Regions from separate parts of the Mus musculus genome. Here all the other regions are linked to region 1. A link is a loop called in an ENCODE intact Hi-C map of the cell type or tissue named here. Cell type or tissue: heart. All regions are shown on one strand. Each heading gives the region's core, and the rest is flanking DNA. Links, peaks and the distances in the headings are about the cores only. Region 1 overlaps Rin2 (Ras and Rab interactor 2). Region 2 overlaps Rin2 (Ras and Rab interactor 2). Region 3 overlaps Rin2 (Ras and Rab interactor 2).

The links. A loop is a pair of places that touch in the nucleus more often than their neighbours do. Peaks named below come from ENCODE experiments on the same cell type or tissue, not always from the same donor. Only the 100,000 strongest peaks of a DNase experiment are listed, where the experiment ranks them.
Region 2: a loop joins it to region 1, with 4 times the contacts of the local background. A loop is called at or near these places in 7 of 42 quality-filtered maps.
Region 3: it touches region 1 in a loop (1.9-fold over the local background); 6 of 42 quality-filtered maps call a loop at or near these places.

What each region holds. Positions count from the first base shown.
Region 1 is chr2:145,789,158-145,799,691 of GRCm38, forward strand. All of the region lies in intron 2 of Rin2 (Ras and Rab interactor 2), which reads left to right. Among named protein-coding and RNA genes, the nearest start is that of Rin2, 8.3 kb to the left of the region's middle. In heart, for the core only: a CTCF peak has its summit at 5,609 (motif pointing left); a DNase peak (open chromatin) is centred at 5,604.
Region 2 is chr2:145,878,014-145,888,547 of GRCm38, forward strand. Rin2 (Ras and Rab interactor 2) reads left to right here. Exons shown (of 13, transcript NM_028724.4): 11 at 831-962; 12 at 5,309-5,472; 13 at 7,590-9,603. The coding sequence ends at 7,910. Gm39954 (a long non-coding RNA gene) reads right to left here. Exons shown (of 3, transcript XR_866798.2): 3 at 2,101-3,199. Among named protein-coding and RNA genes, the nearest start is that of Gm39954, 11 kb to the right of the region's middle. In heart, for the core only: a CTCF peak has its summit at 4,590 (motif pointing left); DNase peaks (open chromatin) are centred at 3,188, 6,558, 7,038 and 7,458; H3K27ac peaks cover 2,392 bases.
Region 3 is chr2:145,854,633-145,865,166 of GRCm38, forward strand. Rin2 (Ras and Rab interactor 2) reads left to right here. Exons shown (of 13, transcript NM_028724.4): 8 at 3,809-3,900; 9 at 5,382-6,542. Among named protein-coding and RNA genes, the nearest start is that of Gm39954, 34 kb to the right of the region's middle. In heart, for the core only: a CTCF peak has its summit at 5,994; DNase peaks (open chromatin) are centred at 4,919, 5,999, 7,269, 7,699 and 3 weaker places; H3K4me3 peaks cover 3,211 bases; H3K27ac peaks cover 3,565 bases.

The DNA of each region.
Region 1 (10,534 bases), core at 1,596-9,595:
CAGGGACTAGAGAATCTGTACATATTCAAAGTAATGTTATGTGACCTTGCTCCTTAATTTAAAACTATTGGTTGAATAAAGATGCTGATAGCCTATAACTGGGCAGAAGAGAGGTAGGTGGAGTTTAGCGGCTTGGGGTCTGAGGAAGTGAAGGGGAGAAATTAGAGAGAAGAAGGTGGGGAGAGAAAAAGACACAGTGAGATAGGTGAGTCATGAAAACATGGCTGTGAGGGTTGACCAGTTGGAGTAAGAGTGGCCCAAGTAGAACAAGGCTAGTCATATCTCAGGATTATTGGTAGGGAAGTAGACAGAATAACATGAGTGTTGATATCATCTGCCCAGCTCTAGTACTTTAAAGGCTTATAAATATAAAGGTTGTGTGTCATTTATCTGGGAACTGGATGATCAAAGGTGGGGTAGAAACCCTCAATTGAGAGTACGTATTTACTACAACAGGTAGGAGTGGAGCTTAATTCAGAATGATACCTACGCAGTGGCAAAGCACTTCTTCTCAGACATCATAAAAGATGAGGAGTCTTGACTCGTAACTGAACTTCACATTAGGCTTATCATCCTTCATGGTTATTAATGCTCTGTGGTTTTTGTGCAGAGCTCATTCATTGGAAGACATTCAGCAACCTTTTCTTCATCACTACTCTCCCTGCCCAGTGTGTGCTCTAAAGCAGAGTTGCTAACCACCAGTGGCAAGCTTTGATTTGTGGTTTCTTGGTTTCTCACGTGTCCTGGGTCAGGGAAGCAAGTTAGGTTAGAAGACATGGGGCGCATGGAAAAGACCCAGATGGTCCAAGCATCCTGGAGTAACTGTGGATGCCCTTGGTCATGGTTCCTGTAGGGTCACATCCTGGAAGCCACATAAATCCTACTCTGGATACACATGTTTTCCAGTTGTTCACAGCATCGTGATTCATTTTCCTTAGCTACCTCTGTAAAAAAAAAAAAAAAAAAAAAAAAAAAAAAAAAAAAAAAAAAAAAAACAAAAAACAAAAAAACAAAACTAAAAATCAAAATACTCTTTTCCTGCTCTATAAGGCCAGTATGCAAACATGGGGAGATGGAGGGACGTGGAACCCTAAACAGGGTAACGTGCTATCTGTAGCCAGGTGATAGATATGTACACCGACTGCAACCACATTTGAAGGGTGAATTGGATGAAAGAGTTTATATATGAAAGATATTACTCCAGAACATGCTCCAGTTTTAGCAATGTGCATGTTCAGTCATCATGAGCCTTCCTTTTTGAATCTCACAGCTTCCTCCAAGCTGCCTGTACAATTCAGTGACCCTGTGCTGACAGGTCTTTCACAAATCCCCAAAGTTTATTCCCTTCTTCCTCCCACTGCACCTACCATCTGCTGAGGACCTCTGTAGGAAACCTCAGAAGTCGGTTCAAGATACCCCATGACCAAATGCTCAGCACAGAGGAGACAAAAGGCAGGGATAAGGGACAAAGACAGATGATACAGGAAGAGGGAGGAGAGAAGGAGAACAGTGGAAAGGGGAGAAAAGGGGCAAAGGAGAGGGGTAAGAGGTATATGTGCTGGGGGGGAAGGGAGGACAAATGACTGTCTCTGGATAGAGAGGAGACAGACATGGCCCATAGGAAAAATGACAGTTTAAAAGGGGAAAACCCGTGTTAGGATGAGGTACTTAATTTTAATTGGGCATGTTAATTAGGTGAGCTAAAGGGGGCTTTTGATTGCTGGACTTCAGTACTTTGGATAGCTGGGCCTTGGTTGTCAGCCTCAAGAGGAGGAAGTGGCCAAATAAGGGAATAGGCCTTGGGGGCTCACTTCAGGAATGTAATCTAATGGTTTTTAGCAAAGCAGAAGGAATGGGGAAGAAGGGACAAGGTCTGCCAGGGCTGTGTGTGCCAGGCCTGGGCTGGCTAGAGTCCCTTCATAGATGATACTCCCATCCAGCTACACTACCACCAAACCCGGTCCATTGATATAAGCGATCTACCTCAGATCCAGTCAGCAGGCTTCGTCTTCATATTCTAGGACTATCAGGCTCTAGCTGCCTTTCCCTCAAGTCTCTACCACCTGAGGCCAAACCTTTGTCTGCCAGCCTCCAAGGTTTGCCCTCTTACCACCTACCCCTCACCTCTGCCTCGGCTATCCTTCCAGGCTAGGTAGAACTACCCTGTTCACTGTTGGCAGAACTCACACAGGCTAAATGAGGATCTGCCTTCACTTGTGCCTGAAATAAAATTGCAGTAGAAATGATGGAAAAAGCTGGGTTCAGTGTCATACACTCATGATTCCAGGGATGGTGGCCAGCTAGCTGAACAAGTTTCATGTGTGTTCGCGCGCGCGCGCGCACACACACACACACACACCATTGTACACATATGTAGAAATGGCATGTAGAAAGTCATAGCTGTGGTCCCAACATAGTTCCAGGATTTAAACTTCACTACACCACTTGGTTCCATCAGGGAAGTTTTTCCTATTCTTCTGTAGTATGACTCGGGCCCTAGGTGGAAGTTCTTCACTCTCCTAGTATAGAATGATGCAGACAGTGCCTAGTCCATGCCACCCACATTTATAGGAATGCCTTTCTGCTTCTTGGACTGACCCACCCTTGCCTGCCTGGACTTGTGTGTAGAGTCCCCCTATCCTAAGTGGAACTTCTTCGCCTGCCTGAGCCTAAGGGATGCGGTGAAGGTTGATCTTAATGAACCAGGAGGGAAAGGTGTTTGGATCACAGAGACCCTGCTCACTTTGCCTTACAAGTGCTGAGAACCTCTGGGAGCATAGCATACGGGTAGAGTTGCTTGAGATTCTGGGTTCATTCAAGGGCCTTAACCCAGCAGGGACAGCATGTCAGAGATCCTTCTGTGTGGTTGCTTTGCATGGTTTAGACAATCTGGTGTGTTGAGCTTGTCTGTTAGAATCTGGAAACCTGCAGTTAGTTACATATCAGAGAAACCACAGGAGAGCTCTCTGGCATGGTAAAGGATGGGGGTGTTTGGCTTAATCTGGCTCTACTGACTGGGTGATGGTTCATTTCATTTCAACTGAATTCCCTTGGCTGTCAGTCTTTGCTGGACTCCTGAAGCGGTCTTCAGTCTTCAGAGCAGAGCCTCAGTCATCCAGAACAGGATGAGCCTCACTGCAGCTTGGACATCAGTGGTTCTCCTTGCATTTGAGTTCTCAGAATCACCTTTGTTATGGAAGTGCGTTTCACGTGCACAACCAAAGGTCAAGTCACTGTTGCAGAACGGTAGAAAGGTATGGCGGAGGAATGAAAAATGACAGGTAGAACCCTAAATCCCATTTTAACCAAATTCAATTTAGCGAAGAATCCTGTTGTGGATCTGTGGACAGTTAAAAGCCATAGAGATGAGTGTGGCTGTCTCTCCTCCTTCCTTATTGTCCCCAAGAATGTGAGCATCATCTGCCAATGGCCAGCTCACTCAGATGGTCTGTCAGCAAACGGCCCCAAATACTTTATGATGGCCACAGAGACGATTATAAATGTAGTCAGGGTGACAAGCAGAGTCACGGTTTATTTGTGATGTTGCAGAGCACCCCTGCTTTGGCATTTGCCTGTGCCTTCTATTTTTCATAAATACATTTTTGCCCACAGATAGTGACTGATAGACAAAGGCTAGAGAAGGCCGTTGTTCCCTGGAGACATATGTGCTACAGATGTAATTTAAGATTTTTCTGTAGTCACATAAAAAATGGTTGGTCTTTTGTTGTTGTTGTTTTTTCTTTTAAAAGTAAAACACAAGTAAAGTTAATTTCAAAAGGCAAGATTTATTTGTATCTCATGAAAGCAAAAGTTGTAAATAAGAATTTTTCATTTTTGTCCTGTATTTTAAATTTGCAATAGTATATTTTAGCATGTGCAGCATGAACATGTGCCGAAATACATTTTTAAAAGCCCCCTCGTGTTACACTTGAACGTGTCTCAGTTCGTATCAGCTATATCTTGATGTTCAGCAGCCATATGCGGCTGGTAGCCACCACCCTGGGCAGCAAAGAGTTAATGTTTATCTGGCATAAACCCCTCCTTTTACAGGTGGGGAACCAGCCTACTACTGGATAAGGCAGAACATGGGAGTCCACCTGGCCTGACTCTGCTCTGAGGTATATAACAATCCCGGCGAGAGAAAAGGCAGCCTAAGGGAGTGGGTCCCAAGAAATGGCTGCTACCCCCAGGAGTTTTATACTCAAGGATGATGCCAGCCAGAAGGGGAGATTTCACACAGTTCTGAGGGAGCTGGGACAGTGATGTTTCTCGGATAAGGAAGACCACACCTTGACCAGGACCATGTGGTCCTTACTCTTTGGTTAAGCATAAGCCTCATGTCATGTCATACATGGTCACTGGACCCCTTCATTCTTACCTCTTCCCGATGTTCTTGACATCAGTGAATGCCTCTCCTTGCTTCGTTTTCTCTTTTACCATTCAATTGAGGACACTGGCTGAGCTCTGTAGGGTCTTCAGGACTCAAGCTTCGACCCCTGGGACCCTAGGACCCTGGGATCCTGGTGGAAGTATTTCCACATCACATGACCCTGGCAGTCTGGCTGCTTTTGCAACTTTTCTGGATTGCCTGCCCAAGAAATACCATATAGAGAGGTCACCAGAGACAGTGGCCTTCTCTAGAGATGACACTAGTCTGCCTTTTAGGTGTATGGACAGGCCTCTTGCCAGTGATTTCAACACCTTTATCCCAGGCCAGCCCCCAGGACATGCCTTTCAAGGAGTAACACGAGCTTTTGAGATAGCAGATGCTGTGTTTGCTAAAAGCAACAGTACAGGTCAAGTGGGTTTGTAGGTCAGTTTCCAGCAAACTGTAGCCAACAGTGTCTAAAGTTGAATGTTGCCTGCAGGTCTCCATGTTTGCTCCAGGGGAGTCTAATGTTTTTAAGCAAAATAAAACCTTGAACTGCCTAGTGACACATATCTAATCCTAGCAGAAGGGTCTCTTGAGTACACAAGTTCAAGAACAGCATGGGTAATATAGACCCAGTCTTAAAAAAAAAATCAATAACAAGGCTCAGAGGTATAGCGGCAGACATCTATGAGATCTAAGTTACTTGTGAAGGTGAGACAGGGAGACTGCTTGTGCCACAGATTCAGGACCAGGAGAAAAGGAAAGAGGTGAGAGACAGATGATCTAGGGTCCCTTTCTCCTGTGGAAGATGGAGTGAGTGATGTCACCTTCCCACCTGGGTTGTAAAATGAATCATTCCAATGTGTGCTCTGAAGAGGTCCATCAATGCATGGCTATGGAAGCTGTGGTGTTACTGATGCTATCTGACACTCCACCATGAATACAAGTCTATGCCAGGAGAGGAGGCCATTCAGTTATGTGTGCGGTGTGTGTCTTGGTTTCTCTTTCATTTTAGACCCATGCTGCAAGCTACCTGGATAATCTGGGATTGCTTGCTCTTCGAATTAGTTACATAGAGGCACTCCTAATGTTTGTGCTCTGTATTTCCAGATTCAGAGAGCTTATCTCAGAGTCTCAGAGAAGGTGCAGGTGACTGACTGCTGGAAGCTGGTTCAGTCCTAGCCAGAGTTTTGGCAGCCACAACTTGCATGGAGAAGCTACTGGCCTCTAGTGGTCAGAGCCCAGAGGTGCCGCCAAACTTCCTACAGCACCCAGGACCATTTACCAGCCCTAAATTTTAGTAGTGCTGAGGTGGAGAGATCCTGATGCGCATTGTAAATTAGGAGACAATCCTTGCCTGGGGTTTCTCTAGCTGGCTCTGCATCCGGCCTTTTAGAAACAAAGGAAAGGAAAGGAAGAAAGAATAGTCATGTATTTATCACCCTCTAGCCAACTGCTTGTCCAGAGCAGAGATTGACCTACTGACCTTTTGTTGCATCCCGTGGCTAATCCCTGGCCTAAAACACCAAGTTTTCAGTTCATTAGCTGAGTGGATGAAAAATGCGCAGTGTGTATGTGCAGAGGTTTACATACAAGATTTGGGTATCCACATGGTATGGAATCAGCCCTCATGATGGCAGGGTGAGTCCTGGACTTTAAGTGACCAGTACCCAGGATGTTCCATAGCAGTTAGAGAAACCTGGGCTTGAAGGAGGAGAGGAAGTGCATGGCTCCCTGTGTGGTTGCTGGGAAACCTTCTTGGGGAGGTGAAAGGTAGTTTGAACTGTCTGGGAGGAAAGGACACAAAAGAGCCTTTTTAAACTCCTGGAGCAGTGTCTGAGGCTCTGCATAGAACCAGGAGTCAGGGTAGCAGGGAAATGAAGGAAGGAGAAAGATGGGGCGGCTTTGCAGCTGGGTGAGATGTTGAGATTCTATTCTTAGTACAGTTGAGAACTGAGGAAGGCTATGAAGGTGGAGGACATAGCAATACCCAAGTGCCGTCTTTATAGAAACCACGCCAAAAACTGAAGTATAACTCAGTATCTTCCTGAATTTCTTCAGAAGACCCCGGCCATTTGAAAGCAGCCTCTGGGCCTCTCCACACTTGGTTCTTGTGTGCCTGGCAGATGTTGCCAGCCTTCACTCCCATTTTCCATCAGTTGTTCTTCACAGAGCAGATCACTGTGATCTGGAGAGCTTTCTTTCTGGGTTTCTTCTGTGCAGATTTAAAATCTGTTCCATAGAACTCATTTTTCCATTTGGAGTATAACAAAGGAGGACTATTGAAAACTCCCATCTTTTTTTTTTTTTTTTAAGATTGTCCCAGAGCAGTGGTGAGACTCATTCTTGGACCATCTGATTAGCATGTGTTGAGCCCACCTCTTGAAAAAATGAGCGTCAGACTCACTATGTAGCTGAGAATGATGTTCACCTTCCAATCCTTCTGCCTCTTCCTCCTGAGTACTGGGATGTCAGACGTGTGCCACCCTATGGTGTTGGGGATCAAACCCAGGGCTTCCTGTGTAATAGCAAACATTCCATTACCTCAGCTCCATCCCCAGGCAGTTAGCCAATACTTAAAATAATAATGGTAACTTCGTGAAGCACAGTGTGTGGTATGGAAGAGAAGCAACAGGAGAGAGAACAGAGTTTTGGCGACAGTCAACAAAATGCACCCCGCAAAAATAAAGATCTGCCAATCAACTTCTATTTGTATATAGCTACACCTACTGGTTTTGAATTGCCTGGGTTTCCTCCAGATAGTTGCCCGACTGAATAGCATCACCTTCATTGCCTTCAAAGCCTGAAACATTTACCCTTGATGGAGAAAGTTCACCCGACATTGACATGGGGAGATGACTGCATGTTTCTGAATTCTCAAAGGCAATTCTTTTCTTGCTTTTCTTTGTTTGTTTGTTTGTTTGTTTGTTTGTGGGGTATTTTATTTTGCTTTTAGACAAGTTATCTCTAGCTAGCCAAGGCTGACTTCAATTCTGCTCTGGTTCCCTGAATCAAAGGTAGTGGTGTGTCACATCACAAATGAACAAACACGTGGGGCTAGGGATAGCTCAGCAGTTAGAACTTGCTGCTCTCCCAGAGGACCTGGGTTCAATTCCCAACACCCACAAGACAGGCTCGGAGCTTTCCTTAACCCCAGTTTCTAGGGATTTGATGCCCTCTCCTGGCCTTTATGGGTACCAGGCATTAAAGTGGTACACAGACATACTTGAAGGTAAAACAAACACATTCTCTCTCTCTCTGTTTCTCTCTGTCTCTCTCTGTCTCTGTCTGTCTGTCTCTCTCTCTCTCTCTCACACACACACACACACACACATACACACACACACACACAAACCTGCCAGGGCTACTGATCTGTCAAAGGACCAGAAAGTTAGGGTAGAGCTAGCTGTGGAGCCCGGGCGCTGAGGACGGGTCCCTTTTCTTCCTGAGCCACACTCCCTATAGGTTGTTTGAAATTGCTGAAGTGCGTTCGCCCAGAAGCTTACAGGATCCAGATGACAACAGAAGCAAGCAAAGCCAACCCAGCCCAAAGGAGCTCGGTAGGAGCTGAGATGTGGCCTCAGAATGGAGGACGATAATGAATGAAGGGGCTATGGTGAATGAGACAGTACAAGTTCTATCTAAGGGAAGCCATATGTCCCTCCTCCAAATCCAAATTGTCAAAGTGAAGGCATAATGCATGTTCCAATAGCAAACTCCAGTTTCCCTGGGTCTTCTTGTAGACTCCATAATCCATAAGAGCCAAAAAATTAGTATATCACTTCTGAGAAGATGAATAATAGATGGCGTGGAAAACTTTCTGTTGATGTTTGTGACACTTTGAGAGCTAAGACCAAGGTCAAAAGGGGCATGCCAAGGGCTGGGAGTATTCCTCATCTGTGGACTTCAATCCACAGCAAGGCACTCAAGCAAACAAACACAGGAAAAACCAAAAAGAGACCAGAGAGGCAAGTATGGGGCTTTTGGGTAACATTGTCACCGTCTTGGCTCTTGGTGACTTTAAGTTGAAGAACTAGTATGCTAGATGATCAAGGGACATCCGAGACACCCCCAGCCAGTGGCTTCCATGTTCATTGTTGCATGCCTGTCCAAGAAAAACAAGGAAACAACGGTTTATTTATTTACAGTGTTTTGCCCACATGTACACCTGCACACCAAAAGAGGGCATCAGATCCCATTACAGATGGTTGTGAGCCACAATGTGGTTACTGGGAACTGAACTCAGGACCTCTGGAAGAGCAATCAGTGCTCTCAACAGCAGAGCCATCTCTCCAGCCCCAACATCTTTTTTATTTAAATGTTAAATAGTCTTCATTATGACACACAAGGCCCTACAGGCCACCCCAGAATGGCCTCTGATGTATGACATTGGAGCTGCTGTGACTGACAGCTTCCTGGGGAAGGGCTGTTCCCAGGAACTGCACTAGGTTCTCAGCAAAGAGATAAACTTCCTGGCTTCTCAGGCTTCCAGACAAGCCCTCAGCCCTGGGGCAGAGCTTCTGGGTGTGTCTCATATCACCAGATAGTAGGACAAGCCCAGGAAGTGCCCACCAGTCAGAGAGGCTATGTAGATTGGGGAGTCTGAGCTGGAGAGGAAGAAGGTTTGTGCAGCCTCTGGTTTGAGGCCCGTGGGGATTTTCTCACCTTCCACAATCCCACATCAGCTTTTCCAAAGCCAGAACCCAGTGCTACTTCAATGCCTCAGAGCCGCATGTGGCCTGCTTCATGGGAAGGCCTCAGCCTGGCCCATCATTCCCGACTGCACTGTTTACACCACGCACTCAGAGCCTCAGTTCCTTCAACTCTAAGGTGGGATTGCCAATGGTCTCTGCTCCACAGTGCTTGAGGGGACATGTGACTTGAGTGGGGTAGTGGATCGTGCCTTCTGTACACATAGCCTCACATGAAGGGGCGCTGTTGTCAATTGAAGTTGGGTAACCCAGCTAGCCTCAAACTCTCAGACAGTCTCTTGCCTCAGCCTCCTGAGTACCACACTGATTACAGATGAGAGCAACAACGTCTAGCAATGGTTTACTACTTAGCAGAGAGTTTTTAGGACATGCCTAGTTTTAAATGACTTTTATCTCTGTTGCTTCAAGAAGTGTTTGATGATGATGATGATGAAGACGACGATGATGATGATGATGTTGTTGTTGAGACAGGGCCTTATTTGATGCAGGCTGGCTTTGAACTCAATGTATTTGAGGATGACCTTGAATTGATGTCTTCCTGCTTCCACCTCCGGAGTGCTGAGATTACAGGCCAGAGCTGCCACACCTAGTATATGTGGTGCTGGGGATGAATTCACAGCTTTGTGGTTGTTAGACAAGCACCCTAGAACTGAGCTACATCCTGAGACCTCAAGCAGAGTCTGTTTTTTGTTTGTTTGTTGTGTTGTTGTTGTTGTTGAGATATTTTGATTTGATTTGATTTGTCTCTGAGATAAAGTCTGCCTCAAAAGCCCAAACTAGTTTTGAAATCACTGGGCAGCCCAGGATGGCCTCCCAACATCTGTCAACTTCCTAGGAATGACAATGGAGTGCCACTTTGCCCAGCTCAAGATGTACTATGTAGCCTTCCTGTGTTTGTGACACGGAGTTCCTGAGATGTCCCTAAAGTCAGGACAGTGTAATCCTGTCTCCACCCATCACTTTTGCAGTACTGTGACATCAAGGCTGTGTGAGCGTCAACAGAGAAACACTGTGTCCTCGTCTATGTGGAGGATCTTCTCAAAAGATTTGAATAACAGGGAGAGGTGACTAACACTAACCCTGGGGTAAATGTGTGCTCTGAGGAAAGGCTTATCCCCAGCAGGCAGCCTCATGGCGGCCCAACAGCGGCAGGCAGCCCAGAGACATCTTTATTCACTTGTTTTCCAGTTCAGCCTTCTAGTTGGAATTTTCAAGACAGACTAGAGTGGTGGTAATCCCAGGAGTTGGAAAACTGCCTTCCACTCTGAAATTGTGACTGTGTGCTGCAGATCTACTGTTCTCGTTGGGAAAAGCTGACTCAGGGGACAAACGATGGTAATTGCTTATAGGGGTCTATCTACCCTTGGGGTCTCTGTGACCATCTACTGAGGGCGAGAAAGCCAGTGCACCCCGCACCAGAGCAGTGTGGCTTTGGCTTACCAGTCTCCCA
Region 2 (10,534 bases), core at 869-8,868, 88 kb after region 1:
TTCATTGTGGGGGCTGTTCCACTTCCTCTGGAGAAGCTTAGCAGCATCCTGAATACCATCCGCACCCTCACCTTCCAGCTGTGATCATGAAAACTGTTTCCAGATAGTGTCAAGTGTGCTTTCTGCTGGCAAAAATCACTCCATTTAAGCCATTAAGTCACCACCATTGCAAGCAAACAACATAAGAGATAAGGACTTATTTTTCTCCTTCTCCATCTTTTCCTTCTTCTCCTTCTTTTCCTCCTCCTCTTCCTCTTCTTCCTCCTCCTCCTTCTTCCTCCTCCTCTTCCTCTTCCTCCTCCTCCCTCTATATTGCTATTAATCAGGTGCTATCATCAATGCACTGAATTTCTTTCATCAACATAGATTTAAATAAATCAAACAAATAAAATGAACATTGAGCAGAGAGCAAAATTTTCTTCTGGCGTAAGTTTGGTCTGTCATTGCATTTTCAATAGATGTACACAGAAGACAGTGAGCTGCAAAGAATTAGCCTAAGGAAATCTTTCATTCGGGGTTTATATTATGCCTTGATAACAGCTTAAAACACTTAAAAGCACTCTGTTCTAGTGCACAAATCTTAAAAATGGGAAGAAAATCTGAGCTGTCTCGGAGACATTCATTATGAGATTGTGAGCAAGGGCTAGTCCCAGAAAGCAGGGGGAAGAGTCAAGGGCCACGTAAGTGAATTCCAGGAACTCCCACACCTGTTTATAAGTAGCACATTTCCCCAGCATGACTCCTTGGTGGCTAATAAAAGCAGCAAATAGGATGTGAAAGAAAGAAACATAGATAAAAATATCCCACCTTGCCCTCTCTTCTGATCCTAGGGAGGATGTACGGTGCAGACGACTTCTTGCCAGTCCTGACCTATGTCATAGCTCAGTGTGACATGCTTGAACTGGACACGGAAATCGAGTACATGATGGAACTCCTGGACCCATCACTGCTGCACGGAGAAGGTAATATACCCCTCCATGTGTCAGAGGAACTGGACAGCGAGGTTTTGGGGGAGGGGAGGAGCAGTTGACGGGGATTACACATTTTAAATTTGAGATAAAATTCATGGAATGTAAGATTAGCCACTTTGGACCTGGGCACGGTGGTCTACAACTGTCACCTTGGCATTTGAGAGGTTGAAGCAGCACGCTTTGGAGTCCAGGCCGGCCTGAGCTACACAGCAAAGACCAGGCTTAAAAGCACGGTGAGGGAAATAGCTGAGCCAGTGAAATGCTTTTGAGTCTGCCTTTAAACCCCAGCATATGCATCGCAGAGCTCGAAATGTTGGTATAAATTGCAATCCCAGCCCTGGGGAGGTGGAGACACACTGGCCTGCCAGCCAGGCCAGATCAGCAGTGAGCTCCACACCAAAAGAGATCCAGTCTCAGGTAACAAGGTGTATGGAATCTGAGGAATAATACCAAAGGTTGTCCTCTGGTGTCTATCTTTATTCGAGCATTCGTGTACACACACACACACACACACACACACACACACACACACACACACGACTGGGAGTGCATACAGAGAGTGCTGTCCACTACCACCTCTATCTAGCTCCAAAGCGTCTTTATCACCCCAAATACATCCCTGTGGCTAGGAAACCAGTTCCTGGGTTGCTTGACATCTCATTGATTAACTGCAGGACTAATTGGAATTTAAAGCTAATTTAAAGCTACCTACTAGCCTGGGTGATTTGGTACATGCCTCTAATCCTAGCACTTGAGAGAGTCAGAAATTCAAGGTTATCCTTGACTAAATAGTGAGTTAGAGGCCAGCCTGGACAGCATGAGACCCTGTTCCCCCAAACAAATTATGACTTTAAAAAAAATTACAGTAATAATAGTAATTCATTGTAGAAAAATTGAAATTAAAAAAGGAGAAAATGCAACCAAGCCTGAGAATCAACATTTAACTTAGTAGAATTAAACATCCACTAGAATATGGTTTCCCTTTGTTTGATATGCCTGTGTTTGTTTGTTTGTTTGTTTGTTTGTCTAAGTACTAGGGATTGAACCTAGGGCCTCAGATGTGCAAAGCAAGTAAGTAGCCAATCACTGAACCACAGCCCTTAAAATATCATTAAAAAAATACGGATTCTTTTATTTAGAAAGTTGCTGAGTTTTTATTAAAGAATAGTTACACTGATAGAAAAATAGCCTGCTATTGTTACCACTAAAATCAATGAAAAGCTGGCCTTAACAACAACAACAACAACAAAAGACTTGTTTCAAACAACACCATTGGTGTGCTTGCTGTTTGCTTTGGTGTTCAGGTTCAGTCCTACCCTGCGCTCAGTCTTAACTGAGGACATCCTAGCTCCTTCTGCATCAGTTAGAGGTTGGATCATAAAGAGCCTTCAGATGCTTGACTGTGTAGCTCACAACCTTGAAAGGCGACAAGAGCTGGGACTCTCCTGTGAGCTGGTCATTCTGGAAGGAGACAAATCGGGGCCTGTGTGCACATCTGTTAATTCTTTTCAGGAGTCTCTTGGGCACCCAGATAGACCCTGATGGGGCAGCTGTGTTTCTCTGTTCCTGTTGAGTTTCAGTCTGGGCTTGAGCACAAAGGTCTACCTGTCCTTGGGATGCCCTGGGTTTACATCATCTAGGAAGACATGCCCGCCCCATCCCTTTTTGGGCGCCACTAACTTGGGATAAGTATCCTCCATCCTGTCCCCAAGCCGAGGCAGATGTGAATGAGCTCTTCCGGCCTCTGTGTCTCACCCGGCCGTATCCATGAAATTTCAGCCGGGGACCCAGATATTCCAATATGAGCCCGTGACTCCCACGGTGTCTTTTCCTCTTCCAGGGATTGGGCAGTAGAGACAATGAGTGTGGCTTTGTCCAGGCACCGAGGTAGACATTTGTAAGCTCCAGTGTGGAGCCAACCCTTTTCCCACCATGTGATTATTGCGGTTTGGGGTTTATTTTGGTGGTTTCTAGTAGCAAGAAGACCCCTTGAGGCTTTGGGGAAAAGAGTGTCTCAGTGTCCCTTAGAAAAGCATCCTTCTGTTGTTGACAGTGTGTACTTAGATGCTTACGTCTTGTGGTCTGAGGACAGAGACACCATTTCCTGCCCCCTTTCCCAGCAGTGCCTCAGAGTGAGATCCCGGGTTTCAAGCTTGTCTTCTTAAAGGGGAACAAATCAGCATTGCGTTGTGACAGATGGGCAGGATTGTCTTCGCCAGCAGGAATCCCTGTGAGGAAGGAAAAAAAAAAAAGAATAATATAAAAAAAAAAAAAAGGATACACTGATGTCTAAACAGCCCGTGGGTTCCTCTGCATGAACTGTGCCAGGCACTCTGCTTGCCTTCCTTCCTGGGGAGAGCATGGCCCAGGCAGGCTGCCTGCCCGCGGCTCTGGACTAATCTGAGGTATTGAACTGCAGCTCCTCCGATCTGGACCTAGAGTTGCTGCAGTCATGTGTCACAGGCCCATGCTTTCTGTGGCCTGTCCAGAGCGCTCTTGGGTTGACTTTACAACAGTTTCATGTCTTTTCTGCTGTGTAAGCAGCCATTCTCATTTACAGCCCAGCACCATAGATCCCCTTGCAAGCTCAGAGCTCTTGCTTCTGGCGGGGTATGGTTTTGCTGAAATTGAAAACCTTCCTCTAATTGGATCCACATGTTTCAAAGTGTGGCCAGTTCTGTGTTTCCAGCATTTGAGGTTTTCTCCTTAGTGGGCTAAGCATATCAGGACTGTGGAGTCAAAATTTAAAGTCCAAGGAACCCCTCAGCACCCCACAGGGATTGTAGCTCCCGGAGCCACTGTTAAATGCTGACACCAGGATGCAGATTCTAGTAGTCGTGTAGATTGCCCTGGACTCCCCTGTGTGGCATTCACACACTTGAGCTAGCGTTATAAACTGAGTCATGTGTGACTTATTCCTGGGACAGATACTAAGGATTAATAATTTGTAGCAAAAGTTGCTGTAGAGATCTTAAATTGTGGATGGTAGGGTCAGGAAAACTCTAAACAAAAAGCCTGATATGGGCTGACTTGGCTTGTGGCTATGGCTAAATGGTAGAGCCCGTGGCTAGCTGCACCCTAAAGCATTGCAAAGAAAGAAAGGGGGCGGGGGAATCTCCATCGATGACTGCCAACAGCAAGGCTGCTTTGCCAGGTTCAACCCCAATGCGGGTTCACGGGCCTGTTACCCATGTTCCTGAGAGGTGAAACCATTTCAATCCTGCACATGGGTCAGAAAGAGTTCTGCAAGGCTCCCTGTGGGCAATTAAAGGCTTTGGCCATGAAAGTGACACTTCTTTCTCACTTGATTGCAATGAACTTCTGGTCTATGAGTGAATCAATTGTCACATCTGCCCTCTTTAATGTGTGTCTCCACTTCTGGGGGACAGGGATACAGGTTCTCATAATCTCCTGTTCCCCACCTCTGTCTTGAACACATAGTAGAACTCTAATGGATATTTTGTCCTTCTTCCCCTAAACTCTTTATGTAGTGTTTCTGTCCTATGGGGTATTATAAGGCATCTATTGATGATATAAGATTTATGGAAGGACTATGTCTTTAAATACAAAATATGTAGCATGCAGAGAATTCTCACTACGCCCTCAAAACGCCCTCTAGTGGCACTCAAGCACATTTGCAAATTCTTCAGCAAGCAACTGATTTATTTTTAAGACAAACCAAGAAAAATACATAGATATCTTAAAATGTCTCTTGTCTGTCAGCACTCCTCACTGACAGGAGAGATGAATTTTAATGGCACTCTCAGAGGGACACCACTGTATTTAATATATAAATCTCTTCTCTTAAATGTGGCAACAGGAATGCTATGGGCTCTTGGGTGTTCCCTGCCCCTGGCACAGGCTTGGATCACTCCATAAATGTGTGTGAGATGAATGCTTGAGTAGAGATGAGTGATACGCTGTAGGGTGTGAGTCTCTGTGGAAGCGATGGAGAAATCACCGTCTACTTCCATGCCTGTAAGGCTCTGCGCCTGAGAATTCAATCAACCACAAGCTGTAAAATTTAAGGAAAAAAAATGAAACAAACACATATAAACTTTTTAATTGTCCTTTCCCCTAAGCTCTTTATGTAATGTTTCTATTCTACAGGGTATTTTAAGTCATCTAATGATGATGTAAGATTTATGGGAGGATTATGTAGATCATATGCAAATGCTGTGACTTTTTTAATGATGAATTAAGCATCCATAGATTTTAGTATACAGGGGTCAGTCCCTAGACTCTGTCCCTAGAATTGTATGACATTAACGTCTGTGCATCTCCGCTGCCATCGCCAGTGTGACACTCCTAAGGACCCATTTTCACTGCTCTTCCAGGAGGCTATTACTTGACCAGTGCCTATGGGGCGCTATCTCTGATAAAGAATTTCCAAGAAGAACAGGCTGCGAGACTGCTCAGCTCCGAAGCCAGGGACACGCTGAGGCAGTGGCACAAGCGGAGAACCACCAACCGAACTATCCCCTCCGTTGACGACTTTCAGGTACACACCCAAGTCCAAGTCCCAGCCCTGCTTCCCCGTCTCCAGGGAAGGTAGAGCTATTTCCTACAGCACATGGCCTTAGGGCCTGAGGGCCTGGCTCAGGGGGAGTCACCTTGTAGAAAAGGAATAATGAAGCCACCCTCTGGTCACTCCAGTGTCTTTAGACGTGTACACAGATGCACCTCGACTTTCAAAGGTCCATGTTCTCACTGGCTACACTAGAAGAGAAAAGTGCACTAACTGTATCTAACCTATCAAACATGGTAATGTAGGAAAACAGTGGGCACCTGTGGGGAAGATTTGTTGTATCGAATTGTGATCTTGTTGCTGATTGTCAGGGCCAGTTCATCACTGCTATCCAGCCTTATCTGGTGGATGGTATTCAATATAGCCAGCCTGGGGGTGGGGGAGGTTATAGATTCAAAACCTGGCTGTTAGGATAGTTCAGTGGTAGACCAAATGTGCAATGTCCTGGGTTCCTTCCCTAACACTTATAGAAAAAAGAAGGAAAAATAAAAGTAAAAGTCAAGACATAGTCTCTACTGGGTGTGACTCACTTTTAAACATAAAGATAAATATAATTATCTCCACATAAAACATACACACAGTTGGCCTGCTGTTAAATACCTAACCCAACAAAATGTCCAAAGGAGAAAGCCGAGGCAGAGGGAACGGATATCCAGTTTCCTCAGGAAACAGCAGTGCTTATCCTGCAGCGCCCCCATCCCCTCCCCCCCTCCACCCCTGTTACCCTTTGGGAAGTGGGGGAGGTGCAACAAGGTATCTTTCTACCGCCACCCCTCCCCACTTTCTCCTTCAAGTTCTAAACCGAATCCCCTGGAATCAGTCCGGCTCTTAGGACAGCACCTCAGTTTGAGAGGTCGAGCTGCTGTGTGGTCCCCATAGGGTGACACAGAGCCTTTCCCTGGCCCAGCAACCCCCGAGTTCCTTCTGTCTGTGCAATGGGGATCGGATCTGCAGCTCTCTTTGGGCAATCATCTGAAGGCTCCTGTGGAAGCCTGAAACGTGGCTGTGCTTTATTTCCAAGTGCTGCACAGCCAGTTCCCTAGCAGGAACCTGAAACGGCAGGATGTATTTGCCTTTGTGTCCAGATTCTCCTCCCTTGCCTTCCCCCTCCCACTTCTCTGAAAACAAGCCTTGGTTCAAAGTCAAGCCCGTGCTTGAAAAGCAAGGTCAGCATGTTCTCCAGGACTGCAATTTTCTCAGAAATTCCTTTCAGACACACCAACTACAAAAGAACAACACATGCTGTGCGCACACACACACCTGCTTAGGTTGTTCAAGAGCATCCACACGGTGAGTTGTTTAGCTCATGCAGACGTTGGGCTACTGCCATATCGGATATGCAAGGAGATGGGGGTCCCGAGAGGCTCACTGTCTCCTAAGGCACCTACATGACTCTTAATGCCAAGCTTGCAGCCGGCTCCTTTTACTTCCCCAGCATCACGTTATGCTTAGTCAGCCCCGTCTCAAAAGCCTTCTGGCAGAATCAACATCCCTTCCCTGATTCTTCCCACATTTCAGCCCCAGCCACTGGGAGACTGGGAGTCTTATGTAAGGTGGCGCCGCATGAGATCACCATTTGGGGAGAGTGGTCAGACCTCAGCAGTTTGACCAAGCATTGTTGTCTTTGGGTAGGCTTCCTAGAATGGCACAAAGCAAGCATCATGGGTGCTGGTATGTCTAGATGTTTTAAATCCCTTCCTGCTAACTGCTGCCCCAGACTCTCCTGCTGTTTGGGTTATTTTTCAAGCTGAGAAAAATCCCACTTTGGATATGGTTCACACTCTTAGTCAGGATCTCTTCAGCAGCTGGCCTTATAATGGATATAGAAAGATGAAAACCAGGGCTGGCGGGACTTCCTGTTGTTTCCCTTTGCAATGAGTTAACACGTGGCAGTTCAGTCCCCGCCATGGTCTCTGCCACTGTCCAAGTACAGATCAGAATCTTTCCTGGCAAGAGCTGTGTGGTCTGACTAAACATCTGGACAAGCCCGAGCCTTGAGTGGCTCTCCAGTTTGGCCTTGCACTTACCTCTGAACAGCGTCTGTTTTCTTTTCTGCGCTAGCTCCTGACATCTCTGTTTTCCCCTTGCAGAATTACCTCCGAGTTGCCTTCCAAGAGGTCAACAGCGGATGCACTGGGAAGACCCTCCTTGTGAGACCGTACATCACCACAGAGGATGTGTGTCAGCTCTGTGCTGAGAAATTTAAGGTGGAGGACCCTGAAGAGTACAGCCTGTTTCTCTTTGTTGATGAGACATGGCAACAACTGGCAGAGGACACTTATCCTCAGAAGATCAAGGCCGAACTGCACAGCCGGCCTCAGCCCCACATCTTCCACTTTGTCTACAAACGAATCAAGAGTGATCCTTACGGGGTGATTTTCCAGAATGGAGAAGACCTCACTCCCTCATAGGGGACACTTGGGACTTCCCATTGATACATCCAAAAAGGGAGCTGAGAGTCTAGCTTTCTGGCTGCCTTGGGTTTGAGCTTAGAAGACAGCCACCTCCTCAAGCATCCCTCAGTTCAGTGACTAAGCCATCCATAGGCTGATTTGGCCAAGGGCATCCTTTAGATACATTGCCCAGATGAGGTAGCTGAGATTTGGGAAATAGTAAGACTCTCATCCAGAAATGGTAAATTGCATTTAATGGTTCAGGTGTCCTGAGATCACTGGTTAGTTAACTAGTTAACCTTAGCCAGCTTCAGGGTTGGCTTACACATCTGTATATGTGCTGAGGAAACACTTAAGGTACAAACTCTTCTCTTGGATTCGATAGCAGCTGTTGACAAGACTGTCCGATGCAGTTCGTCAGGTCCCTCTCAGCTTTGTGGATGGCTCCATCCTTCCCTCTTGCCCTTCTTTTGTCCATCCTTCATCCTATACTTTTTTTTTTTTACAAAGAGCCTTTGTGTTTTTATATATTTCATAGAAAATTTTATAGCAGTTGCAGGTAAACTGTCAGGATTGGTTTTTAAAATATTTTTGTAACTTTTAAAATATTCTATAAGTATGCATGTGATTTAACATTTAATATTTGAAGATAAATCTCTTGCTGGATTTGAGAGTACTGCATTTTAGACGCCTCATAGATAATCTCTCTTCTATAACTGGATATTTTCGGCAAATTTGTGGGGAGAGACTTCTGGTTGTCTTAAAGAAATCCCTGACGCTGGCCACAGGCTGCCTTTGAAAAATCGGGTGTACTGTTGTTACATTGTTGTTACATTGTTCACTTTTAGCGGTGTATTGTTACATTGTTCACTTTTAGTGCTGGTGTCTGTTTATGTTTTTAAGCAATCGAGGCTGAGAATTAGAAGAGAAATGAATGTAGAGAGAGGTAGAGAGAGAAACACAGACTCTAAGGGGGGGACTGAGGAATGTAGTCTGCAGGTTCAGGCTCTTCGCAAGACGTTGGAAAAGGAGTCAGTACTGTAAAATATGTGCTGCGGTGAGCTTTGACAAAGATCTGTTCCATATGCTATCTGCTTTGGGGAAAAGTAAATCAAGGATAACGATCCCTCTGACCCATTTTGTAAGCCGACACTAAGGACATCCATTTATTTGGAGGCAGAAACCAAGTCATGTATAATACGAGTTTAGTTGAGTTCAATGAGATGTTGATGGGGAGAGAATGCACTAAAACCAAAACCAAACCAAAAACAAAACAAAACAAAAAACAAACCTTCTGTATTTGGTTGGGGCATGGTAGAGCTAACATTCACACACTAGCATGCTGGGTTCCATCCTCAGTGTGACAAATAATGAGCAAAACAAGCAGAAAACATGGATGTATGGTGAAGTTAGACTTATGTTGTATAAGATGAGTTTATGGACACACGTATTCCAGAAGGGTCATACATCAGTGTAATACAGATCATTGCAAAACAAAAGCAGAAAGCCATGTTACTATCCTGTGTAAGGATGTTCAGGCATCTGATCTGGAGGACCTCGTACCCTGTACAAGGCTTTTGTTGTCCCAGAACCCTCCCTTGGCACATGCTGGGTTGTGCTTCCTTTTGTAAATGATTTTCAATGGAATTTTGCACATAATACATTGTAATACTGTACAATAATCCTATGTAAAATAATTTTTGCAATATTCTTCAGTTGTCTTTTTTGTTGTTGGTGGTGGTGGTGGCAGCTATTTGTTTGAGTCAGAATATAATCATGTACCCAAAGATGCTGTGCAAGTGTACATGACAGTGGCTGGGGCTTGGTGGCCTCTGCCTTTTACCATAGCACCCAGGAGGCAGAGGCACATGGATCTCTGTGAGTTGCAGGCAAGCTGTGCTACATAGTGAGACCCTGTTTCAAACATCCAGGGGCGCAAACACACATGTGTACGCATGCACACAGTACACAACCATGAACTCCACGTTGATCTGGTAGTTTTGAAGAGCAAATAGGACACTGCTCCAAAGCTTATGGACCAATGGAACAGAAATCAAAAAGCGAAGAGAACAGTTGGTCCATGGCCCACAAGTATTTGCACGATTATCCAGCCCAGTACTTGGCTTAGATGGCTCCAGAGCAAATCACAACTGATCTGAACTCAGAGCCAGGCAGGGTCCTGCAGACAACTCCTCCCTGTCCTTAGGCAACCTCTGCTGTATCCTGGCTGAGAGTTAGGATTGCAAAATCTGCTAGCATCGCAGGCCTGATCCTCTGCTGGGTGTTCTGGGGATTGCAGCCATGCGACTGCTAAGTGCCCATTGCATCCCTGTGGATAGGGAGAAGGGAAGTTCAGAGGGTTTCTGGGATATCCATAAGATAGCTACTTCAGAGACCAGAAGGAAGGCTGACTGAGCTTGCTTTCAATGTTTGGAGCGAAGAGACACTGCTCGCGACATCTGTCCAGTTGCCCTCCCAACTCTGCAAATTTAGACGATGAGGCTGTCCTTAGGCTGAGGTACTCCTCTTAGATTAAAAGCGGGTCACGACATCCAAATTAGGCAGTTCGAGCAGGCCCCGTGAGAGCAGAGTCAGAAAAGCTAGAATGAGCAGAAGAAAACATCACAAGACTTGCCCTGGTT
Region 3 (10,534 bases), core at 1,381-9,380, 65 kb after region 1:
TGGTTGTTGTTGTTTTTCGAGACAGGGTTTCTCTGTGTAGCCTTGGCTGTCCTGGAACTGACTCTGTAGACCAGGCTGGCCTCCAACTCAGAAATCCGCCTGCCTCTGCCTCCCAAGTGCTGAGATTAAAGGTGTGCGCCACCACCTCCCGGTTAGGACCGTACTTCTAATATTGAAATAATAGCTTATGTCTTGCATATTTGTGCCAGGCACAACAGGCACATTATCCCTTGCCCTCCTGGCAGCCTTGTGAATTAGAACTATAAGAGTGAGGTGCTTTCTTACCATCATATAATCAGAACCCAGCAGCTCTGAGCTGCTGTAGAAATTGCTGGGGTGGGGCAGTGGTAAGAGCGCTGGCTGGTGTGCTAGAGGACTGGTATTTGATTCTTGGATCACAGCTGTCACTCCAGTCCCAGGGAATCCGACATACCTTTCTGGTCTCTAAGGGCACTGGGCATACATTTGGCAAGATATACATGCAGGCAAAAACTCATAAGGGAAAGAAGCAAATCTAAAGAAGAAACAAAACTAGCAGATATAGAATGCTGCTGAATAATATTAGTTTCTCTTTCTTTAGAAACAAAACATACAGAGCAAAGATAAAATAAATCTAGATTGTGCGTGTACTGGAACTCTTGGGAGAAAGTTCTGTATGTAAGATGTTGGTTCTGTTTTGTTATGTGCAAACTTTAACATCGGGGCTCCTTTGTTTTTTAAATGAGGTGGAGATAAGAAAGAAGTGTGTGTGTGGAGGGGTGTCATGCGTGTGTGTCATGGGTGAGTGTTAAGATGCTGGGTACTCCAGTGTAAGATGGCTCATGTACAACATCTAATTGTCTAAATAAGTCAAAACCTACAACCGTCTATTAACAAAAGCCAGGTATAGCTTCCTGTCCTATGTCATTAAGAAAACCCAAGCCGTCAGATGATGTTTAGACTCCAGGCAGCATGCTGAGCTAGGGAAAAGCTTAAAATAAACATAGGCTGGTTTTGTTACACGTTACTTTTCTCTGCATTGCATAAAGAAAGTAGATTTGAATGGACTGAGTGAGGTTTTTACAAACACGTGTTTGCGATATACTTTCATGTTACAAGATTCTAGTTCTCATTGATCTCCACTTCAGGTTAGAGCCAGGGTCACTGCCCCAACAGGACACTGAAGAAACTGTTCACAATCTCAGGTCAGGTGTAAAGGCCTCATGGAAGCAGGAGTCAATCAGGGCTGGAGAAGCAGCCTCCTGACATCGGAGTAGAGCATGGTAGAGTTTGGGTGACACAATCGGGTGTTAGAACACCCTTGCTTTGTTATTTTCATGGACTCTGCAGCTTTGTAATTGACTGTCAACAGCTTTAAGCGTTCCAAGATTTTTCCAGCCGCCCAGATTTGATCTAGTTCATTCCACGGTGTTGCCTAATCTCACCATAAACAACAGGATGATCTGGTGTGTGATTCTCTTCAACAGAAACTTGCAAGGCATGGTTTTGATGACAAAATAAGAGGCGGGAGCTTCCGTTTCTATCGCTCACTAACTCCGTGCCTGCCACAGTGACCCACTTGCTGCTGTTCTCCATGTAGCAGGCCCTCCCCATCCCAGGCCCTGTTCACCAACTGTTCCCACTCCCTGGAATTGTCTTCCCTGTGTGATTTACTCACTGGATACATCTTCTCCTGCTTGTGTGTGTGGCGTGTATGCATTGTGCATGTGTGTGGGTGCATGTGGGCAGGGCACACATGCATATATGTGCTATTGCAGGAATCACCCTCAGTGGAACATCCACCTTACTCACTGAGGCAGGGTCTCTCAGCCAAAGCCAGAGCTCAGCACTATGGCTATTCTCACTAGGCAGCTTGCTCTGGAAGTTCCTTACCTCTGCTTTATGAGGCTGTGTTACAGGGGTCATCTACCCGCCTGACACTTACATAGGTTTAAAGGTTCTAAATTCCGGTCCTCAAACTTGTGAGGCAAGTGCTTTAACTACTGGTCATTTCTTGAGACCCCCTTTCTCCCCCAGACTGTGTGGGTATGTGTGTATATATGTATATATATATGTATATTACATAAAATCTGAATTAACTATTTAGAAATCTTGGCCTAGGTTCCAATTGCTTTCAAATACTCTTTTTTCTTTATTGGCTTAATTTCTTTTTTAAAGGGTGAGTGGGGAGAGGGGGGGTTGCTGGTGCCATGGCGTGCATGTGGATGCCGGATGCCAGAGCACAACTCTTGGACTCAGGTCTCTCCATTCATCTTTCCATGGGTTTTTTGGATCAAGCTCGGGTGTCCAGGTTGGCATAGCAACAACCTTTATTCACTAGGCCATCTCACTGGCTGGCCCTCTTATATTTTTATTTTTATTTATTTTATTTTTGAGGCAGGCTGTTCTGGAATTTGCTGTGTGGCAAATTCCAGCTGGCCTGGAACTTCTGATCCTCCTGCTTAAGCCTCCTTGTCATACACAGTGCTGCAAGCGTGCCTCCTAACACCTGGCTTCAAGCAGTCTGTTTCCCCTTCACACATGTTTTCCCATGGTCTGTGGCCCTTCCCATAAATTCTGTACATAGCTTACTTGTTTATATCCTGGTAGTGTTCATTGTCTTGGTTCTCTCCTCTGGCAGGGACGTGTGTTTTCTTCCTAGCCCAGAACAATGTCTGTTTCTCCTAGCTGATAATAAACATTTGTGGAGTGAAGGAGTAGATAATTAATTTTTATAAGTCTAACAACACTATCAATAAATAAATAAATAACACCTTTTTGTTTGGGTCACTGTTGTCTTTGAATATGACATTCACCTGGACAGGGGCTTGTGCTGACACCTGTGTTAACCTTATGAGTTCTAAGAGCTTGGTTCTCAGCCTTGCAGATGAAAATGAGCAGCTGTTTCTTCCATCTGCCTCTCCCCTGTCTGAGAAACATACCATGGCCCATGCATTTGCTCCTGAAGACTTTATGCCCTGACCATGGCAGGATCCTGTTGTCGGCTTGGTGCTTTCCTATTAGGCTTGTCACTCTCTGGGTCCCCTCTGCATATGGCACATCAGCACATGGTGCCATGATCTTTGATGGTTGTTGACATGAGGCACCTGAAACTTACCTTCGAAGGTTGATCCAATGGCAAGTGACATCCATGACCTGGGAGTCCCACCCATATTGCCTGAATCTAAGTATGCAATTTGTAATATGACTAGACTGACACCCCCCGCCCCCCGAGACCTATGTATGTGTACATCCAAGTTAGAGCACATCAGCTGTAAAACACAGTAGAGACTTTCATTTCCAGCACACAGAGGTCACACGAGTGATCTCCAGTTGGAATGTGGCACAGTGAAACTGCATTCGATACTTCCTTGCCAGCAGATACTCACTTGCTGAGCGCCTGCTGCCTGTAAGGTGATGGGGATTGATGATCGAATGTCCCTGTCTAGAGAGGAAGAGTGCAACACGAGGGTTGGCATCTCGCCAAGCGGGTCACCCTGCATTGCAGGAGTGATGAGATTGCCAGCATAATCATTCTGATATTGAACTCTGCACCCCTAATGCTACCCATCAGGGAGACTTGATCATTGGCACAGATTCAATCAAGCAGCCTTGTGTCTCGGCCTGTCCCACAGTGGGATAAATCAGATGAGAGTCACCAAAAAGAGAGAAGGTCTGGTTGCGTGTGGTATGGTGTCCACTTGAGATGTTTTCGACGGTTTAAGATGAAACATTTCCAGAGTAAAAAAATAATAATAATAATAATGTAAGAGAGAGTCACCAGCCAAGTAATTACAAACCTTCTCTCTCTCCATTTTGCTTGCAACAGGGACGTTTTGCCATTCACCTTGAAGCTGCCTTATGCCATTTCAACAGCCAAGACGGAGTCTCAGCTTGAAGAACTAGCCCAACTGGGACTAAGTAAGTGGGTGTCCGTGCATGGCTCTATCTTAAAATGAATCCCTTGTGGCCCCATGCTACATCAAAAACACTTGTAAGAATCTCACTTCCATAACAAAATGCAGCTCATGGAACCATGAGGTCCCTGAGTCACATTTTCTAGGATTCATTACCCAATGCCCATCCGACTCTCAAATACTGGAGCTAAGTGTGCCTCGGTAACCCCTAAATCTCCTCTCATCAAACTAGCAGGGCTCCCCAGAAGTAGTGAGCTCAGCATAAGCCTGTTTGAGATGCCAGAGCCTTCCCTTCCTGTGGCGTCTTTCTGGGGAAAGGCAGCACTAAGGGAAAGAGAGGTGCAGTGTGGGGCTTTTATCCTCAGTGGTACAGAGGCACCTCTGCTACTCTGGTGCTGTGAGGAGAGTAAGGATGAAGATCTCTTAATGACACCTGTCTCTTCCCCTCTTAATCAGCTATACACACACACACACACACACACACACACACACACACACACACACACACACACTGCTGTGGGCCATGTCCCTCATCCTACCTAAGGTCCTTACTCAGGCAGGTGGGACTCACTGTAAGTCTGCTTCTGCTAGTCGCCCCACCCCCACCCCACAGCAAGATTCTACCACACAGTGGCTGACAATACACACAGTTCACCTGGTTTGACTTTACCCCAATGCTCTGGCAGAATCAGTATGAGTTTAACTTTAGTTAAAATATTTTCCTCCTAGATGGAAAGAGAATTCTTTTTAAGATTTTAGGACTTTGGTTTTTGGATAGGTTGACAATCAGACTACACAGTGTTTGATGTCTAGAACCTAATATGAACACACACACACACAGACACACACACTCACTCTGTATCCCTAGTCTACCCCCTGTAGGGATGGGACCCTTGAATGCCGTTTTCCCTCTTTGTTGGGTTTTAATGCTGAATCTGTAAAACCACAAGTAGGTTGTGTAATATCCCCCAGGCCCAGCTGCTGGTCCTACCTCATAAAGGGGAACTTGGAGGCCAGATGGATTCCTTGGCTGGCCGCCTCCTCCTTGGAGGGCACCCGGGAGAAGTAGATTGGAAAGGGTGGCGTTGCTCTCTAGGCTAAGTGGGATTTTGAAAAGCACAGGCTCAGTAGTTCCGTGTCTTTTACGAGCTTATCCTGGACTCATTCCAGTTTTCTTTGTCCTTCTTACCTGTGTGAAGGGCTGGGCTGGAGCTGCCTGTTGGCTCAGCCAACCTTTCTCAAAGGCTTTGAAGGTGAGAGGCCCCTGGTGGCGTCTCCCTGTGAACCCATAGCTGCCTTCATGCCCTTTCCAGTAAGGGAAAGGGGGGCGGAGAGGATCAAAGGAAAAAAGCAGACCCCAAGTTAAGCCCCTGTTGCCCCACAGTGTGTGTGTGTGTGTGTGTGTGTGTGTGTGTGTGTGTGTGTGTAGGAATGTCCCGAGTGCACTATATTTACATTCTTGTCTTTGCTGATAATGACTTACAGATTTTTGGAGCTCCTCGGCAGACAACAAACCCCTGAACTCCCCACCTCCCCATAGGCCTCTTCCCTCAGCCGGCATCTGCCCTGCCTCCTTGCGTCAGCTCTGCCTTATAAATGGAGTGCATTCTATAAAAACCAGGACGCCTTCGGAGCTGGAGTGCAGCCAGACCAACGGAGCCTTGTGTTTTATTAATCCTCTTTTCTTGAAAGTGCACAGCCAGGACCTCAGCACAGGCCCAAAGCGGCCGAGCACAAGGACTCCCAACGCGAATGGCACCGAGAGACCTCGGTCCCCCCCACCCAGGCCCCCGCCACCCGCTATTAATAGTCTGCACACAAGCCCTGGGCTATCCAGGACTGAACCCCAGACGAGCATGCCAGAAACAGTCAACCATAGCAAACATGGGAACGTAGCTCTGCTTGGAACAAAACCAACTCCCATCCCTCCACCCCGGCTGAAGAAGCAGGCTTCTTTTTTGGAAGCAGAAAGCAGCGCCAAGACCTTGACTGCCCGCCGGCCCAGCCGGAGGTCGGAGCCGGAGCCCGAGCTAGAGCTGGAGTTAGAGATGGGCACAGCTGGGCACGCAGGTGGAGCCCCGCCTAGGGACGCCCCCGGGGATTGCACAAGGGCGCCGCCGCCCGGCTCTGAATCACAGCCACCACCGTGCCATGGAGCCAGGCAGAGGCTGAGCGACATGAGCCTTTCCACTTCCTCCTCCGACTCGCTGGAGTTCGACCGGAGCATGCCTCTGTATGGGTACGAGGCTGACACCACCAGCAGCCTGGAGGACTACGAAGGGGAGAGTGACCAAGAGACCATGGCACCTCCCATCAAGTCCAAAAAGAAGAGGAACAGCTCTTTTGTGCTGCCCAAGCTTGTCAAGTCCCAGTTGCGAAAGATGAGCGGGGTGTTCAGCTCCTTCATGACCCCTGAGAAGCGGATGGTCCGCAGGATCGCCGAGCTGTCCCGGGACAAATGCACCTATTTTGGGTGCTTGGTGCAGGACTACGTGAGCTTCCTGAAGGAGAACAAGGAGTGCCATGTGTCCAGCACCGATATGCTGCAGACCATCCGGCAGTTTATGACCCAGGTCAAGAACTATTTGTCTCAGAGCTCTGAACTGGACCCCCCTATTGAGTCACTGATCCCAGAAGACCAAATTGGTAAGTGCCCTTCTACCCATTTCAGGCATAAAATGTACTGTAACCCTTGTCAGCCGGTGTGTCCTGTTAGTTGTCTGGGATGAAGTTTAACCTGGAGTTCCAAATGACACACTCTCCCATCTGAATTGAATGGAAAGATCTCCCTTTTTTAGGCAGATGCTACACACCAAGCTTCAGATGTTTAGAACTGCAGAAGGATTCTATCCAGGGGTGGGGGTTGTACCACTTTGAAAGGTCCCAGTTGCTGCCTGCTCTTGCTCTATGCGTGTGACACATCTGTTGAGCATTTTCTGGCTGTGCGTCCTTCTGTAACCTGCATGCTTACTGACAGTATTTTTCACTGTCTTTCCAGAGGTTGTGGGTGCTTTTGTTTTGTAGCATATGCTAGGAGTATGAAGACTAGGGGCGAGGTGGGGGGAGCACACCTGTGTCCAAGCCCCCCAACCCAGAGAAAAGAACACAGACCAACCCTCAGGGACCTTGTTCCTGTCCAGCCTCAAGTGGACCTCCCTGTTGGTTTTCATCCTACAGAGTCTGTATTAGGCAGTGTGGGAAGAAACAAGAAATAGGAAAGAGAAGTTTATTTGGTGTACCTTTAAGTGACATAATTCGAAGATCACATGAAAGGCATTCTCTCCAGAGTCAAGGGGAAATGCTTTCTTTGTAACCTCACAGGAGAGCTGAATTGTTACTTTGGTAAGCATCTTGCCAAGGCAAATTTGAATTTGGCAAGCAGTCTTTTTTTCCAGGGCGGGAGTAGCCAGGGTTTTTGTAGTTGTTGTTGCTGCTGCTGCTGTTGATCGTGTTGTTGTTTTGTTTTTGTTTCACGCATTGACTCTTAAAAGGTTAATTTCAGAGACTTCACTCAGTGGGCAGCAACAGCCAAGAGTTTACAAACATTTCCATGGTTTAGCTAAACTCAGATTTCTTCTTTCTGATTGGGTGTGTTTGTCAAAAGTAGTAAACAGTGTGTGGTAGAGCATGTGTTTCTCTCTCTCTCTCTCTCTCTCTCTCTCTCTCTCTCTCTCTCTCTCTCTCTCTCTCTCTCTCTCTCTCTCAATTTGAGCAGCTCTTTGATTTGGTCACAAAAGACTCAAAGCCTTGTTTGTTTTCTTGTGGGACTCTGACCTAGCCCAGGGTTCTGTTTGGGCGTGGCTAAAGGAGCTCGGGTGCTCCAGAGAAAGTGGCTGAAAGGAATGTGCCTTTGTGCTACGCCTAAGAATGGAAATCATTTTCAGGAGACTTCTGCAGAATGCAGAATATCCACACAAGTTCCCTCTTTCCCCTGCAGCCCGAGAGTCTTTTCTCTCCTGAAGACCCCTTCCAACATCATGTTCACAGGGACCCCTAGTAAGAAAGGAAACCCATCTCTATAGAGCCTCCCATTTGAACGAGAAGCCTGGACAGGCTGCTTCAGTGAGCGCTCTCCTCCCCTTCCGTACACACCCTAGTCAAAATGCTTTCTATCTCTTGAGGAATGGAGGAAGGCAGATTGTATGCCAGCCCACACCATCTAGTAGCTGGTAAGTTCAGAGCTTGAACTGGTATGAAGCTCTGTACTTAGTGGCCCAGATCAGCCTCGAACCGCCAGTTCTCCAGCCTCAGCTCCCAAGCCCCTGCGGTGCCAGCCCTACTGCATGTGTTTGTCCTATCATTGGAAGAGTTGTGACAGTTTGCTAGCCCTATGCTGTGGCTAAAACATATATAAAAAACCAATTCCAGGACAACCAGGGCTATACAGAGAAACCCTGTCTCAAAAAACAAAAACAAAACAAACAAACAAACAAAAAAAACACAAAAAAACCATCAAACGTTGTGCTTTTCTATTGGTTTTGCTGTTGATTTGTTGGTTGTTTGGTTGTTCGGTTTTGTTTTAAGTCAGAAGTCTAACTGTATTTCTTAGCCTGGCTGCACAGTCTAGAGTCCAGTCACCCTGCTTAGTTTCAGGGCTTGCTGGGAGTACAGAGATGTGCTGCCATACCCAGCCTGCTTTGGGATGTTTTGTATTTTCTTAACATTTGCCTGAAGGCGGGCAGTCTTTTCCTGTTGCTTCATGAATGAAAACCATAGTGTTTTGAAAGGACATTGAAGAACTTTTGAAAGTAAGGAGAAGGCTAGTGTTGCAGAGGTCAGTCTGAGAGCCACACCAAGGGGGAAGAAGTCGATCCTGGTTATTAGAAAGCCAGTCAGTCCCCTTCTATGTGGAAGTGACTAAATTAGGACTCTGATGAGAACTTTGAGTTAACCCGACATTTCCCTATGTTGAAGGGCTGGGTGGCTTCCTATGGACTTGTTGATATAAAGACACTTTTGAGACTCTTTAACCAATATTGGTATATTTCTGCATATATTGTTCAGCATTTGCAAGTTCCAAAAGAGGCCAGGTTGTGTAGAGCTATGTATGGGCCTGGACCTGTAGGGGAGTGGTATGCAGCCCAGGTCTTCTGATCTCTGGTGCTCTGGTGAGTGAATGTGTGTGTGTGTGTGTGTGTGTGTGTGTGTGTGTGTGTGTGTGTGTGCGTGTGCTTGTTCGTATATGCTTGTTCCCATATCTCACTATCTCACGTCCTGGAAGGAATGCAGTAATCTTCGTTGTAAGCTATCTGCAGAATCTCAAGCCTCAAATTTGTTCTGAACAGGTGTCTGAGTACGGAGAAAGCTTTTCAGGAATGTCATCTGGGTTTCTCTGCTTCAAAAGAATTTCTTCCTGTCTTCCTTTCTCACAACTTCTGGGGGACCAAATATAGGAGATGGGAATTCTAACTTAATCCCAAACTTACAGAAGGTTCACTCCGAAGCCAAGGAAGTGGGAGGAGGTGTTTCATGGGTTAATCCCTGGAGAATCAGAGCTGTCATTCACAGGTGAAGTGACCTCATGAATTCTGTGGACAAGGATCTCCTCGGTGTGTGCCACCAGTGCTGGTACCGCCTTCCAAGACTGGTTCTTTAGGAGATGGGTGGGTGGGAGGAGAGGTCTCAACCGTACTCACTTTGTTCAAGTGTCTACTGCTCTCCTTTTGAGTGTTTTCTACTCAAGTGTCAAGTTTTCTTTTTGCAGTGAGTCAATGTCAAAATAAACTGTCTGTGGCCATGTCCTAAAATGGGGAATTTTCATTCTACTGAGACTGTCCCAAAGCCCTGCCCTTTAGTGGGTCTTGAGTATATATAATTGCCTGGCATCAGCTTGGTAAGTCTGTTGAACAATGGCATTAATGAGGGTGTGCCCCTCTCTCCCTTCTTTCCGAGCCCACCAATGGGCTTTCTTCTAGGCAGCTTTCACTCGGTCTCCCACCTCCCACCACGAGGTGGGAGAGGGATGAACAAGCCAGTGTTTTTAAAAGGACAGGACACACTTCAAGGCTTTACCTAAAGCTCTGCAGTCAGTTCTTAACTGGCAGAGGGAGTCAGACTCCTAACTGGGATCCCATGGTATAAAGGACCACAGTGGATGAGTGTGACCATACGTTTACCCCAAAAGTCATTCCTTGTTGGTATTCTTGCTTTGGTTTCTGACTGCCAATGAGAGAGAGAACCCATATTATCTTGGTTTATTTTTTTTAATCTATTTATCAAACTTATAGCAATATTGGGAGCTTTAATTTTAGTAGAACGGTCTTTCCCCTTTGACTTGGTATCAGCCTTGGGGAACTCTTCCTGTCTTTAAGTTTCATTTCAAGAAAAGCAAAATTTGTCTAACTCTGAAAATGTTAGTAGCCCTCAGAGTTTCTATTTCAAAGAAAATGTTCACCACAGATGACTAATTCTGGCAAAACATCCAACTCTCCATATTCCTAACAATTAGCAGTGAAAAACGAGACAATATCATGTTTTCTTTAATTGCTCTAAACTAAAACATGCTTTTTTTCAAAGAGTATTTCAGTTCTTTGAAGAAGCATCCTTAAACTCAATTCCCACATTTGTCACAGAGCACATCGATTTCTGTATTCAAAAGTGATTTTGGCCGGGCGTGGTGGCGCACGCCTTTAATCCCA